2 separate regions of the Homo sapiens genome follow, and region 2 is linked to region 1. Evidence: chromatin contacts called from ENCODE Hi-C or POLR2A ChIA-PET data. All regions are on one chromosome and are shown on one strand. Each heading gives the region's core, a stretch centred on a gene start or an enhancer-like site at or near the end of the contact. The rest is flanking DNA. Distances are from core to core; before and after follow the strand shown.

Evidence for each region. Hi-C counts contacts between places; a loop is a spot of excess contacts on that map. ChIA-PET counts read pairs that join two places held with the same protein, here RNA polymerase II (POLR2A). Pooled maps may share reads with other maps.
Region 2: a loop to region 1 is called in a pooled map, with 2.8 times the contacts of the local background. The contact joins the promoter of TFAM here to the promoter of BICC1 in region 1. A Hi-C loop is called at or near these places in 8 of 50 pooled maps. POLR2A ChIA-PET finds 5 or more read pairs at or near these places in 7 of 52 experiments (MCF 10A, PC-3, T-cell and 3 more).

What each region holds. Positions count from the first base shown.
Region 1 is chr10:58,509,559-58,516,897 of GRCh38, reverse strand. BICC1 (BicC family RNA binding protein 1) reads right to left here and starts at 4,026. Exons shown (of 21, transcript NM_001080512.3): 1 at 3,565-4,026. The coding sequence starts at 3,754. LOC124902427 (a long non-coding RNA gene) reads left to right here and starts at 4,846. Exons shown (of 2, transcript XR_007062147.1): 1 at 4,846-5,238.
Region 2 is chr10:58,384,160-58,391,498 of GRCh38, reverse strand. It overlaps TFAM (transcription factor A, mitochondrial), which reads right to left and starts at 6,089. Exons shown (of 7, transcript NM_003201.3): 1 at 5,851-6,089; 2 at 5,161-5,279; 3 at 3,239-3,309; 4 at 2,680-2,829; 5 at 639-734. The coding sequence starts at 5,951. RefSeq lists enhancers at 5,689-6,345, 6,539-6,638 and a silencer at 6,029-6,408.

The DNA.
Region 1 (7,339 bases), core at 2,777-5,276:
CAGACTTCCTGCTATAACACTCTCCTCCCTTTCCTCCCTGATAACTCAGTTGAGTTAATGTGAGTTATGATATGTAACTTATAACTTTGAGTTAATTTAACTAAAATTTAATTGGCTTACATAAATCAATACTATTATTTCACATGATGCATGAAATTTACATTTGAAGATCAGTATTAAATAAAGAAATTATATAAGGATTTTCTTTATCATTAAAAATGCTGTCTATGGTATTCATTCCAAGACTTACCACACCCATCAAAAACCTAAACTTGAAAATAAATTTCCATTTATAAAACTGTAAACTAATAAAACTGATAATCTTCACTTACAGCAAAAACATCAGATACTCTGCATGGTTGTTTCGAAGTAGTAATTAGACCCCAACCTGCCAGTAAAAAACCATGAAAAAAGAGTGATATTTCCCTACATTGTTGGCCTGGTGGTTTTTATCTGCAACAATTCTTTTAAGTTTTAATGATCATCTAAGAATGGTATTTCATTTATTTGACTACTACCCTATTGCCCATATATTAACCTCACTGAATTTTTGGTCCATTGCGTAGAAGAATTTATCTACTAATAAAAATACAACTCATTAAAGATTAACTTGCCCCCAGGACAGTCTCTCTGGAAACAAATTCCAAGCATTATAATCACCAATTTGCACTCTGAATACTTAAAGGCAGATAATCTTATTTATCCTGATTTAAATTGGAAACCTGTACCTATTTTAAGTCAATTGTAAATAGAAAAATAGCACACCCAAATTCACAATAATTGAAAACTCAAATACAGACTTTACTTACTTGGCACTTTTCAAATAAAAAGCTTTCCACCCAAGAATATCTAACAATATTAGAATGCTTATTGACTTGATAGACTTACTTCTTTAGTTTCTATTTTACTTCTGCAATTATGAACCTGCAAAATTATTTTGTTCCCCAACTATTTATTAAGTATATACTATATTTCATACATTGTGGTAGGCACTGGAAATCCTTTTAATCCATGATGCAATATTTATTATTAATAATAACAACAGATATTCATTAAGTTCTTATCATTGACCAAACACTGTGGGCAAATGTTAGCTTGTTAGGCATTATCTCTTTCGATTCTCCCAAAACCTAAAAGGTCCTAGTATCAGCTCCATTTTACAGATGGGCAAACTGAAGGCAAAGAGAGGCCTAGCAACTTTCCTGAGATCCTACAGAGTTTTGAACCCAGGTATTAGTGATCCCAGTGCTCACACTTGTGTTTTGGTCAACAACTAACCACATACACTACAATGGTCCCGTAAGATTATAAAGAAGCTGAAAAATTCCTATCGCCTAGTGATGTCATAGCCATAGTAACATAACACATTACCTTTCCAATGTTTAGATATATTTAGATACACAAATACCACTGTGCCACAACTGTCTACAGTATTGGGTATAGTAACACGCCTTGTAGCCTAGTAACATTATTTGTAGCCTAGGAGCAATAGACTATACCATATAGCTTAGGTAGTAGGTGTAGCAGGCTACACAACCTAGGTTTGTGTAACTACACTCCATGATGTTTGCACAATGAAAATGCCTAAGGACACATTTCTAACAAGGTATCCCAGTCGTAGTCCTTAAGCATGGACTGCATGACTGTATATCGGTTGTTCAAGAGATGTTAAGACTTTCTGTAAAAGAAACTATTACTGCAAAGCAATTTCAAACCGTCTCAGATCGTAGTATCACATCTATTAATACAAAAGAGCCTTCAAATTTTCAAAAAGTCTCCTCAAAATTTCATTTTATTCGAAGTGAAAATGAATTAAATCAAAAAAGGAAATTCACTTCTAAAGCTCAGGTTATACACTTGAACTTCCCAGAAGCTAACATCACTGTCCTTACTTGTTTGTGCGCAGGTGAAACAGATCATTCTTTCATATCACTCCAAACTAATGTAGAAAACTGAAAGCTGGTTGAAAAGGATGAGTATGTGCTACTATCAGTTCATTCCAAACGATCTCACAATATATGCCTGACATAAATTTAATATTTTGTTTTATAATCATAAACTAGGCAAAAAGAACCACAGAACAGACGAAATAACTGAAATGAGTTACTGAAATGCAACTGGGGCTTTAATTTCCAAATCTATCTTATAACGGTCTTACTTGAAGAGTTTATCACAGAAGTAACTGTCCTCAAAAGTTACATAATTTGAGAAAAAAAGAGAGGGAAGGGGAGAGACAGAGAAAGACATGACACACATTAGGGATGTTTGTCAATAAAAATAAGCAACAAGGGAGGAAAGCCTGTAGCACATCCAAAAAACGTCTGCCAAACACTCTTGCTATTTGTTTCCACCAAGTTATTGTTTTGGAAAACATGTTGTTCTCTCTTAAAATAACCTGCTTAATTGTTCTAAAAAGCCACTGCATTTCCACAGAGGGCTAAATCATTCCCATACTGCGATGCATTGACTGATAAAGTCAAAGTAAGTTATGCATAAAGCCACAAATAACGTTTGAAAAACTCCAAACTCCTCCATGATAAAAGAACACTAGCTACTGAATGAATCTTCACCAGCGCCCTAAGTGAGACTAACGCCTGGTCCCGTACACGTATTTTAAGAATAACAGTCATTCAAACTAACTCATTTCTCTCTTTGGATGTGGGAAATGAGCCACATCGGTGGCTACAGGTAGGCTAGTAATTATCTGTTTTAAGAAAGGTCAAAATGACCTTGGACGTTTTGACGTTCACTCCAACACTCGTATTATAAATCAGAATCTGTTTTCGGTCCAGTATGGTTGAAGATTTTCTACCTGGGAAAGTCCCAAAGAAATTAAAGAGTTAAAAATAATTCTAAGTTGTGAAAGACAAAGTCAGACACCCATAGCATAGGAAGATTTTTATGGACTGAATGTAACTCAAGATGTGTTTTATAAGCCTGTCAAGAGATGAACACTGTCCTCAAACACAGCAGCACTGCCTCCACACTCCCCCCTCGCTTTGGCTGCTCACCCCGATCCTGGCCCTCCTTGACCACAGGGGTGGGGGCGGGAGCTCCTGTCTTAAGCCTTGACATCTGCAGAGCGTTTCCCAATAGTGAGACAAGGCCCCTCAGCTGGAGGAAGTGGATACTGACAAGGGGAGAGAGTGAAACAGACGGAGAGAGACAGAACTCGAGGCTGCCAGGGAATGGGGAGGGTCACGCATACTCTGTGCGGCCCGAGTGGTCCGGATGGCACAGCCCAGGTGTCCGGGCTAAAGTTGGCATCTCCAAAGTCCAGAACGCAACTTGGGCGCGCCAGTACAAACTCGGCCTTCGGCTTTTCTGAAGCCAGTCAAGTTCGCACAGGGCCCCCAGCGCCTGGAAATCTGAGAGGCGTGGAAGGGTGGGGAGTCCCGCGAAGTCTCCAGTCCCTGGGTGTCCTCCGGCTCCGCGGGGGAGCGGGCCTGGAGCTAAACCGGCCGGCCGTAGGCTGGAGTAGCGGGCGCCGGAGCGCGCGGTGGGGATGTCCGAAAAGGAGTTAGAGGCTCAGTCGGAGAGTCCGAGAACACGAGGGATGCCTACCTTGTAACATGGCCTCAAGTTTCTTCCTGTCCACGCGGAAGCGCTCCTCGCTCCACTCCGGGCTGTGCAGGGTCGCCCCGGCGACCAAGTCGTCCTCGGAGCCGGGCACTGGGGAGTCGGTGCTGCGCTCGCTGTTGGAGCCGGGGTCCGACTGCGCCGCCAGGTAGCCGGGCTCTCCCTGGGCGGCCATGGTGGGCGCGCAGCGCTCGGGCTCCCGCTGCCGCCGCCGCTCTGCCTGCGCTGCCGCCTCCGCTCGCCGGCCGGGCTCAACTGGCTCCCAGCGCCGCGGCGCTAGCTCGTCCCCCTGCAGCCGCCGACGCCACCGCCAACGCCGCCGCCGCCACTGAGCCCCCGGCGCATCCCAGCCCCGGGCGCCGCCCACGCCACCCGCCACCCCGGGTCGCGGCCCCGGTCCGGGTCCAGTGGCTGCGCCGCCCCCCGCCAGCAACGCCCGCGCGGAATGAGCGCGCCGCGCTGCCCGCGCCTCCATCCGCAGGGCTCGGCGCCCCCTCCCCGCCCGCCGCCCCTACAGCCGCGCGCTCATTGGCCCGGCCAGCCCACGGGGAGCCGCGGCGGGCGGGCGGCCCCTGGCGCTCACACACTCGCGCGCGCACACACACACCACGTACACACTGCCACTTTCTGCACTTACACGTATAAATCCTTTCCATACATGCACTTTCATAGCTCCTCAAACACACACACTCCTGAACGCACATGGAGTATCCACGTAATTCCTGTCTACACACACACATCACACACACTACTACTTTTCTGCACTTACACATACAAATCTCTTCCCCCTACATGCTCTCATAATCCTCCAAACACACAAACACAAACACGCCAAGTTCAAGCACAGCAGAGTCCTGAACGCACACTAAGCGCATACACAATTCCGCTGTTTACATACATACCCTACACCCTGAAACTCACAGCCCCAGTTGGTTCCACAAGCTCGAACGTGAGGAAGAGGAAAAAGAAGGCTTGGAGAAGAAATCATGCCCGTCTTTCGCAGGCATCGCCATGGACGTGGCTCGCATGTAGTTCATACCTCCAGGAAGGGCTCAAACCCAGACACCTCGTCTCCTCCCAGCAAAGTGGCCCGCTGCACGAGAGGTGGACAAGAGGCTTACTCTTTTTATTCTGAGAAAGGGAATTTTTTTTTTTCTTGAATGGAGTAAGGAAGGAATTGTTTTCTCTGTGATTCTCAAGGAATGGACTCAGCAGACTTTTTTTTTTTTTTAAGTAGAAAAGGGGCTCGGAGATCGCTGTGTTGGCGAGCTGGATCCAGCTGGCACGTGGGCAGGGCTGTCTTGTCAGGGACTGAGGGCTTTTCTCTGTTTTCAAGGTCAGTCTCTGACAGATGACGGCCAGTAACCTCTGAGCCTCACTGCCGAGGGCCAGCCCACCCACGGCCTCTGTCAAGCTTGGATATGAAGCGCGGGGGAAGAGGAGACTCGCTCGTACTGGGTGTGCCCTTGGAACTCTGTTTTCCCAGTTCACACAGATTCATAGCCTATTATTTTATGACCCAAAGTACAAAGACTTGCGGGGAGGAATGATGGGGATAGCAGTTTGTCACTGCGCCACAGAAGGAGGCTGCCTGGCTCACATGTAGGAAGAGCCATATCACTGGCACAGGCCTCTGGATAATCATGGAATATGCTGAAGGTAAATCAAAATTATTTCAGGTTCAGCTGCCTAGTTAACAGGAATTGACCCTGTGATGGGTACAGATGAGGAAACTGAGACCGTGGGAAATAAAGTAACTTGACTAAGGTTGTCCAGCAGCAGATAATACAGCCAATTAATCAGACCCAGGTCTGTGGGTCTTTATATAAAGTCTTACCTTTTTGAGCGGAGACCCCTCCTGCCCAGAGTCACCTCCTGAAGAACTGAGAGCATCTGCACACTTAACTGCTCTGATTCACCACCATGTGTTCCTTTTATAAACTTGTTAATTACTGTTAATTTCTATCCAAGGCACTAGTTTCAGCACCCAAAGGGTTTATGTAGGAGCATTCCCACTGTTTTCCATCAGGGACATTTACTGTGTTTTTCTATCAACAAATATTTATTGGGACCCTACTATGTACTTGGCACTGTTAAGCCCAAGGAATAGTAAGCAAAGACAGACACATCCCTGTACTCCCTCCTGGAGCTGAAATTCTAATGAGAAGGAATACTGACCAAAAAATAAATCACAAATATAAAATCATGCCCGCAGTAAGCATTACAAACAAGAGACTCAAGATATGAGAAAACCTATGATAGAGTAATTGGATTCAGTCAGAGAGGTCAGTGAAGGCTTCTCGAAACAGTGACTCTAACTCAGAACAGACGTTGGAAGAGAAGTTAACTAGGCAAGGGAAGGAAGAGCCATCCCTGCAAATGATCATCTGATCATAGTAACATCCCTGAAGGTAGATACTACAATTATCCTCATTTTAGAGTTGAGGAAACTGAGGCACAAAAGGTAAAATGACTTGCTCAAGGTTGCACGACTAAGTTGAAGAATAAGAATTTGAACCCAGGCAGTCTCTTGAAAATTAGGCTTCAGGTGCTTTATGCTTAGCCAATAAGTTATATTGGCTCTCAATAAGATTAGCACAAGTAAAGACACTGTAGCAGAAGGGGGCAGTATGCATTCCCCCATTGGATGAACTAAAAGAAGGCCAGCGTAGCTGGTACAAGGAAACAAGGAATTAGGACTCACTGGGGCAGGAGTTATAAGTAAGAGGGGGCATATGTAAGCAGCATAGGTCAAATTAAGGAGTTTTTGTCTTTATCCTTAGAATAAAAGGAAATCATATAGAGGCTGTAAGTAAAGAAAGATGTGCTTAGATTTGCATTTTCAAAAGTTGACTATGGCTCTAGTGTGGAGAACAGACTGAGGGACAAGGATAGATAGAAGCAGTTGGACCAATTAAGAGACTATATGGGAAGTTTAGATAATAAATGCTGCTAGCTTACATAGGTGGTGAAGATGAGAGACATGAGAGGATTTGAGAAATATTTAAACAGTAAGTATCACCAAGTAGATTGGTGATGAATTAGAAATAGTGTGATGGGAAGAGAAATGTTGAGAATATCTCCAGGGTTCTGGCTAACATAATAAGAGAGAGATAGGTGTCATTAACTGAAACTGGGAATATTGAAAGAAAATCACAATGGAAGAAAGTTCATGAAGTTGAATTCGGCATTTTGAGTTTGAAATGATGTTGAGATCTCCAAGAAGAGATGTTGTGTTAGCAATTGAATAGGTCTGGAATTCAGTAAAGGAATCTTGGCTAGAGATTAAAATGTGTTACTTGTTTATAGGTAACAATTCTAGCCATCTACCTGGGTCAGACTGTCTAGGGAAAAAGAAGAGACTTAGAAGAAAAGGGAACCAAGGAATGTGACTTTTTAAAATTCTGACAGTGGTCAAGTAGAGGACAGTGTAATGTGAAAGGATATAGAAGCAGCAGTGAAAGAAGAATGAAGAAACAAAGCTGTGTCATGTAAACTCAGAAAAAGACTATTACAAAAAGGAAAGTGTGATCATCTTTGTTTACTAAGGGAAGTCAACATTTTTTTTATGAGATTGCTGAGACCTTGGCAAGAAAGCCATAATGGAGTGGTTGAGGACTGGGTATAGCTAATGAAATGAGAAGTAACAACAACTCTTTGGAAAAGGTTTGGCTGAGAAAGGGAGGAAGGAGCAATAGCTGAAGGATAAAGTGGGCATTGGTTGTTTGGTAGTTTGGTTGGTTAGATGGTTGATTTAATG
Region 2 (7,339 bases), core at 4,840-7,339, 130 kb after region 1:
AATCCCGTAGGCAGAGTGCCAAAAACTTCATCTTAGATTAACATGGGTTACGGATCTAAACATCCATTTCTCTTACTATGTCATATGATACAGGAAAAAAAGCAATTGCCCATTTGGAGCTTCTAAGCAGCAAAAAAATAGGAAAGACTAAGCCACAGCAGGGATTGACAAGCTTTCTTTTTCTTTGACACACTGATATGATGCATTCACATGTATAACACATCCCTATGGGTATAACCAAAATGTTATTAAAAGATATAAATGAAGCAATAGGTTACAATCAATTCCCCATAGAAAATATTGCAGCTCTACTCTCATTCTTTCTAGTGATCGTAAAACAGTTAAGAACTGCTGGAACAGAAAAGCCTCCAGAAGAACTTTAATATCCCTACATATTAAAAAAAATGTTAAGTATTTAAATTTAAAAAGTTGGCAATGTATGTATGTATGTGTTGGCAACTACATACCTAAATTGATTGTATATGGTAAGAAAAAAGATTTTTCTTTAAAGAGGGCCTTAGCAAAAGAGTTTACTGTCTGGATATTCACTACTTTTCTTCACTACCTGACACATGGCACTCTAGACTTTTCCTGTCTAAATATTTTAAAAATTAAACAAAAATATATTTCAGCTTTACCTGCGGTGAATCACCCTTAGCTTCTTGGAATCTTTCAGCTACATAAACGTTATAAGCTGAACGAGGTCTTTTTGGTTTTCCAAGCAGTGTTAACTCCTGAATTAAAAAAATTGGAGGGTCAAAAATAGTGTTAACCTCCATGAGACTTAATTTTACCTACAGAAACTTTATTCACTACTACGCATTACAGATTATTCCTTAAAGTGAATGTTATGATTCTTATATAGTGTGATTATTACATCTTGCGGTCAGAATTTTTTTGACAGCACTGTTATGAAAATTATGTTAGATTTCACCAGTTATTTTCCATACAAAACCATTTCCTTTACCTATTATTCTCATAGTCTCCATGAACTAAATAACTGAATATATATGTACAAAACCTTTTTAAAAGATAAAACAACCTTAGGTTCATCCTTGTAAGATACTACTGTCCCCTTGACCAAATCACTGCATGCTTCCACCACAACCCAAGAACAATGGACTATTTGTTTAATAATCTTTCATCTCACTCCATTCCCTGAATGTCTCCACCTTTAAAGCTCCATAGTTGTGTTAAATTCATTTTACTAGTTACCAAAAGGGAAGAAACTGTGGAAAAGAATACAAGTATCCCTTACTATCAGTTTAATTTCTGAGTTCAGGGAGTGATATTGCATTATTATACTTAAGTTTCTGAATTTGGATAGTAAGTAGTACCTGTAATTTACAAAATTCTGTGGCTCTTAATAGCAATTTGGCTATAATCAGTAACAAATTCAACTTTTATTCATAACTGTAAGTAGGGCTCCTCTGATTTAGTTTCTTCTTCCTGAATCTCTCAGTCACTGAGTATTGAAACTACTATAGACTCCAAGCACTTTACAACTTAACTATTTCCCTCTTTGTTTCTAGAGCTATCACTAGGGATTTCTCTCCTGAGGGTTTTACTTGTAACTTCCTAGTCCTCACACTTCTCACTTGATCTCTGAACTAGTTGGTACTGGGAGTCAAGAACAATTACAAAAGAAAGAGAGAATGACAAGGGAAACTTTATAAATGTCCAATTCATGCTTCTGGTCCTCTCTACTCTTAGCACAGTGGGCTGGGTGCATTAAGGAGGAAGGGAGAATGAAAGAGGGAGGATATACTTTAGTAATCACTCTTCCAAACACCATCCTTATGTAGACACTCTATTTTTCACTCTTAGTATCTTTCTGGCTCCCTTTTACTGATTAGATCAGCCACCCTAAAGTAGCGGCATCATGGTCTCGAAACTGGGCGGGTCCTCAACCCTAGTGCTAGGACAGCTTAAAACATTAGGGTCAGGGAAAGACGTATTGGCATCCCACATTCAAGGCTGTAATCTAGTCTTTCAAAGAAATAGTTTTAACTCTGATGATCATTTGTAATAGTGTAGGTACACGACTAGCAAACTGACCACCTCAAAACTAATACTGGCTCTATGAAAAAAATGTATAACTTTCAAATGATGACATTTATGTGAATTAATACATTAAGCTGGGAACTACAAATTTTGAACCATGTGAGGTTTTTAATAGTTATTTCTTTGAAGAAAAAAAAAGAATTCCATCCTAAAGGCACTTAATTGATTAGATAAATTGGCATTTTTCCGATGTGTTAATGAATTAATGCAGTCTACTCAGCAATATTCCATATCAAACTCACCATAATCTATAGAATAATTCAAATTAATACGTTATTCTAAAGAAGACTCAGAAGCAAAGATTCTTGATACTCCTGGTTTGACTGTTTCATAACTCTGTTCCTGTAGTTTCCATTACTGTTCTACGAACTGTACACCTTAAATGTGGATACATCTGCAAGTAGCAACAAGGATTTCCAAACAGACTCAATGGCAAGTGGTCCTAGTGGCTATCTCACTTTTCATAAGAGAACTATCCCACTTCTGCCTAACTGAAGAATACTTGATGACATTCTACCATATTTTATTTGCCTATTAAGAGAAAACTACCTATATTCATAGTTATATAAATCTCAATTCTTTACCATAAGAAAAAAGTATTTCAATGATACTCACTTTTTTTTTTGTCATAGCTTTCCTTTTTAAATGTTTGTCCATGATTTCTTTTTCCAAAGACATAATCTGACTTGGAGTTAGCTGTTCTTTAAATCTGCTTATCTCTTCTTTATATACCTGCCACTCCGCCCTATAAGCATCTTGATATATCTATAAATAAAAAACCCAAGTAAGTCAACAAACCATTGCTGGCAAATTCAACATAGCACATGCCAGGGAAAGGCAACTGCATGACTTCAGACAGACAGATTTTATCACCAGGTGGAAAATGTGCTCTGGGATGAGATGTATATGGATTAAAACATACATTTTCCTTATATATACTAATCAAGGTGAGAGTTTAGTAATCAGCTTCCATTTTCAAACTACTGCCACTTCTTCACCTCCACCCCATACATCCATATTCTCATTATTTATGCAGATGAGAAGACATAAAGTTTCTTTGTAGATAACAGATTATTTTTTAAAAAGTCTGATCCATCTGGTCCTTTAAAGGACATGACAATTGCTCCTAACTGCAGAATAACTGGTCAGCAATGTTGAAAACTTATGTGCTTACTTTTTTCTTTGAATCAGGAAGTTCCCTCCAACGCTGGGCAATTCTTCTAATTAGTTCTGTAGTTTTTGCATCTATGGAATGAAATAAAAAGAAAAAAGATGCCACAATTTTACCTCTCAGGATTAATTTCTAAAGATATCCAGGAAAGCACAATCCATACCACACATAACTTAATATAATGATTTAACTTTCCTTTATCCAACTAATTTAAACGTAAGTAATTTATCCAACATTATCAAAAGTCTATTATCTAACAACTAAGGAGTATACCATATACCACCAGAAACAGTCAACAGTTTGATTACTAGGATTTTTTTTTTTTTTTGAGACAGGGTCCGTCACCCAGGCCATCACCCAGGCTGCAGTGCGGTGGTACAATCTTGGCCTAATGCAACCTCCACCTCCTGTGCTCAAGTGATTCTCCTGCCTCAGCCTCCCGAGTAGCTGGGACTACAGGTAGGCGCCATCATGTCCAGCTAATGTTAGTATTTTTTGTAGAGACGGGGTTTCGCTATGCTGCCCAGGCTGGCCTCAAACTCCTGAGTTCAAGCAATCCATCTGCCTCAGTCTCCCAAAGTGCTGGGATTACAGGCGCGAGCCACCACACCAGGCTGATTACTAGTTTAAGAAGCTGGATGATCAATTGCTTCAAGTTTTTTACTTCCCTTCCATATTTCAAGCAAAACACTTTTTCAAGTCTTTGAGGAATTCCTAAATTTATAAAAGCTAACAACAAAATACATTCTCGATCCATATAACACAGCCTCGTATTTCAATAACAGAAATATCATTTGGAAACAAGCTATTCGAAATTCAATCTGTTATTCTCCACTTCCTTCTTCATCTTAACCGGAATGATGGCGTGCAATTAATTGATTTTTAAAAATACCTGTTAGTACTAACTCTTACATTTAAAAGATGTGGGTACTTAAGCATGTCTCTGAAACTAACTCCTTACCTATAATGTGAGCTTTTTTTTAAAATTATTATTGTTTTTTGAGACAGGGTCTCGCTCTGTCACCCAGGCTGGAGTGCAGTGGAGCAGTCATGGCTCACTGCAGCCTCAACTTCCTGGGATCCAGTGATCCTCTCACCACAGCCTCCCAAGTAGCTGGGACTACAGGCACTGCGCCCCCATGCCCACCTCATTTTTGTATTTTTGGTAGAGACAGGATTTCCATGTTTCCCAGGCTGTTCTCGAACTCCTGGGCTCAAGCAATCCACCCATCTCGACCTCCCGAAGTGCTGGGATTACAGGTGTGAACCACCTCACCCAGCCTGATGTGAGCATTTTTTATTCTCGCCGAGAGGCTTTCTAGAGAGTCAACAAACATCCTACCTGGAAATGTTTTTTTTTTAGGAACCCAAGACAAGAAAGGATTTATCCTTTACAACCCACCATCCCCTTGGCAAGGTCGAGGTCTGAATCAAAGAACCAGAGTGGCTCTGAACTCCTATGATGAAAAGGTTTATCCTTTCTTATCTTGAAAGCTCTTGAAATTAGCAGTAAATTGCATAGAACTTTACAGTTCTACAGAACTTACAGTTTATGGATGCTTCCACAGAAGTTGCAACTTTATTAACAATTCCCTGAGCCAGAAAAAGGAGGAGCTAGGCAAGAGAAAATAATTCATCAGTGGTCCTCTAGACCAAAGGCAACAAGGCCCCAAATTCAGCTTTTTTATCCTCTTCCTAGGGTGCTTTCTACACTATACGTTATTTTTAAAATACCATTTACTAGTTCTCATTTATATTTAAAGCATTTCCATTTGGTATAAAATAGAACTTCCTATTTTACAGACATCAAATGATTGTTCCTGCAGTCACTGAATGCTTTAGCACTGCAATTCAACATTGGTATTTAACTGCTTAATGGCATTTTTATTACATGAGAAAAGGGTATATGCCCCAAAACTCCTTACCTGGGTTCTGAGCTTTAAATATGGGTAGTTGTTCTTTAGAAAATCGAAGGTAAGAACTTACAGGTTTCTTTGGACAACTTGCCAAGACAGATGAAAACCACCTCGGTAAATACACAAAACTACATATAAACAAAAAGAAAATAACCAGTGTCAGATGTTTAACTGTCAATATTCACATGTATATGAACACAGATCCCAAATAAGAAATGTCATCAAGATACTATGTATCCAACGCCTTCAACAAGAATGCTAGAGACTTATTAAAACCCTGTCCTAAACGGAGGGGAGCGTCTGCAGGACTGAAGTCTCAAAGCCCTTACCTCCTAGGAAGGGCAGGGAGTGAAGGAAAGCGTCTATACTCCAGCTCCTGGGCCCCGCCTCCTCAATGCCTAGATGATGGCCGGAGACTCGGCGCGAATTCGCAGAGGAGGCGGAAAGGATCCAAAGCTGGACAGTGAGGAGGGATGGGAGAAGCGAGTGGAGGGTAGCAAGAAGGTACGGCGTATTAAGAGAGTAAATAAAGGCCTGGTCTCAAGGCCACCGTCCCCTTGGCAAGGTCGCGGTCTGAATCAAAGAACCAGGGTGACTCTGAACTCCTAGGAGGGGCAGAAAGTGAAGGATAGGGTCTACATTCCAACCCCGGGACGTCCTGGGCCCTGCTGCCCCTAGGGCACAGGCAAGCGGGCCTACCTGAAGGGGGAGCGCAGTCGACTTCCACAGCCGGTGCACAGCTCTGCTCCAGACCTTCCCAGGGCACTCAGCACGCCCCACATGCTTCGGAGAAACGCCATCGCTCCGGTGGATGAGGCAGTGACCCGACCCCAATCTCGGAGAGCCTCCTGGCAATACACAACTCCAGCAATCACAACTGGAACCCGCGTGCGACCCTCCGGCGTGTGTTATCATGCCCGCCACTAGCGAGGCACTATGGGAAATCTGCTAACATCCGGTCGGTAGATGGGGGCGGGGCGGGGCGGAATTGGCGCAGGCGCGGGAGAGCGTACCCCGGTGGGCGGCCTTGCGGGGGAGGAATAAGAGCCGCGGAGATGAAGGGAAACCGCAATCCTCTAGCCTGCGGAGGGCTCTGGCTTCGAGGCGGCGCTGTTGAGCCACCTCTGTCCCCGGCCGCCCGGAGCAGTGGGTTCCTCTGCCGGGCCAGGAGGGTGATGGAGGGACCGCGGCGGCGGCCTCACCCCAACCCGGCGTTGGCCGGTGTCCGCCCGTGACGGTCACAAGGGCTGTACGTAACAGACAGTCCTGCATCCAGGACCCCGAGGTCCGATCGGCGGCTGCTGCGCGCCCAGCGGAGCGTCTCAGTTCAAGCCAGGGCTGGAGCTCGGAGTTCAGAAATAGTAACGGGAGAGGCGGGGATTCGCAAACCTAAAAATGCAGATTCCAAGGCCTTACCGCAGAGCTTAATTCCGTGTGTCTATGTGGGGCCCATTAATCTTCATTTTAGCGAGTTCCCCAGAATTTAACAAGTTCTAATGTCGGTGGTCTTGAGACCACATTTAAAGCAATATAGCTTTAGACTGTTTATTCTACCATCTACTGCAGTCTTTCAGTCTGGCCTCCAGCTTGCTTAATTTGAGCAGAGGAAACTGGCTAGTTGTCCACAGTCGCTAGTCTCAATTCTTCTAGTTCCAGTATTAACATTAACGTCTTGACTTGGGAATATTGCATTCCCTCGTTAAGATTCAGTTTCCCCCTCTGCAAACGAGGATGTTAGACTAAATCAGTTTTCCCAGCCAAAGCCCTGAGAACGTGTGACAAGTATGCCTTGAGACATTGATGTGTCAAAAATTGCTGTATAATTTTTTTATTTGTGTTATAGAAATACCATTTTCTGTATAGGCAATGGCATGAAAAAGATTAGGAAGACCTAAAGATACCTAAGGGTCCTTCCAGCCCTTAAATACCAGTTGTTTCAGAGCTAACCACCTTCTGAGACAGCCTTTCTTCTGTTGGATAGCCGTAATTGTTAGAAAATTCTTACCAGTGTCATATTGAGCTGACAGTCTATTTACCTTTCTGTAACTATGAAAACATTGGCTCTCTGGAAGTAGGACTAAGCCTACTTCTTCTTTTAAGCGGTAATAACCACTTCCCTTTTATAGACTCCCAGGGTTGAAAGGGACCTTCCAAGTCATCTGTTCAAACCTCCCATTCTGGCATGGAA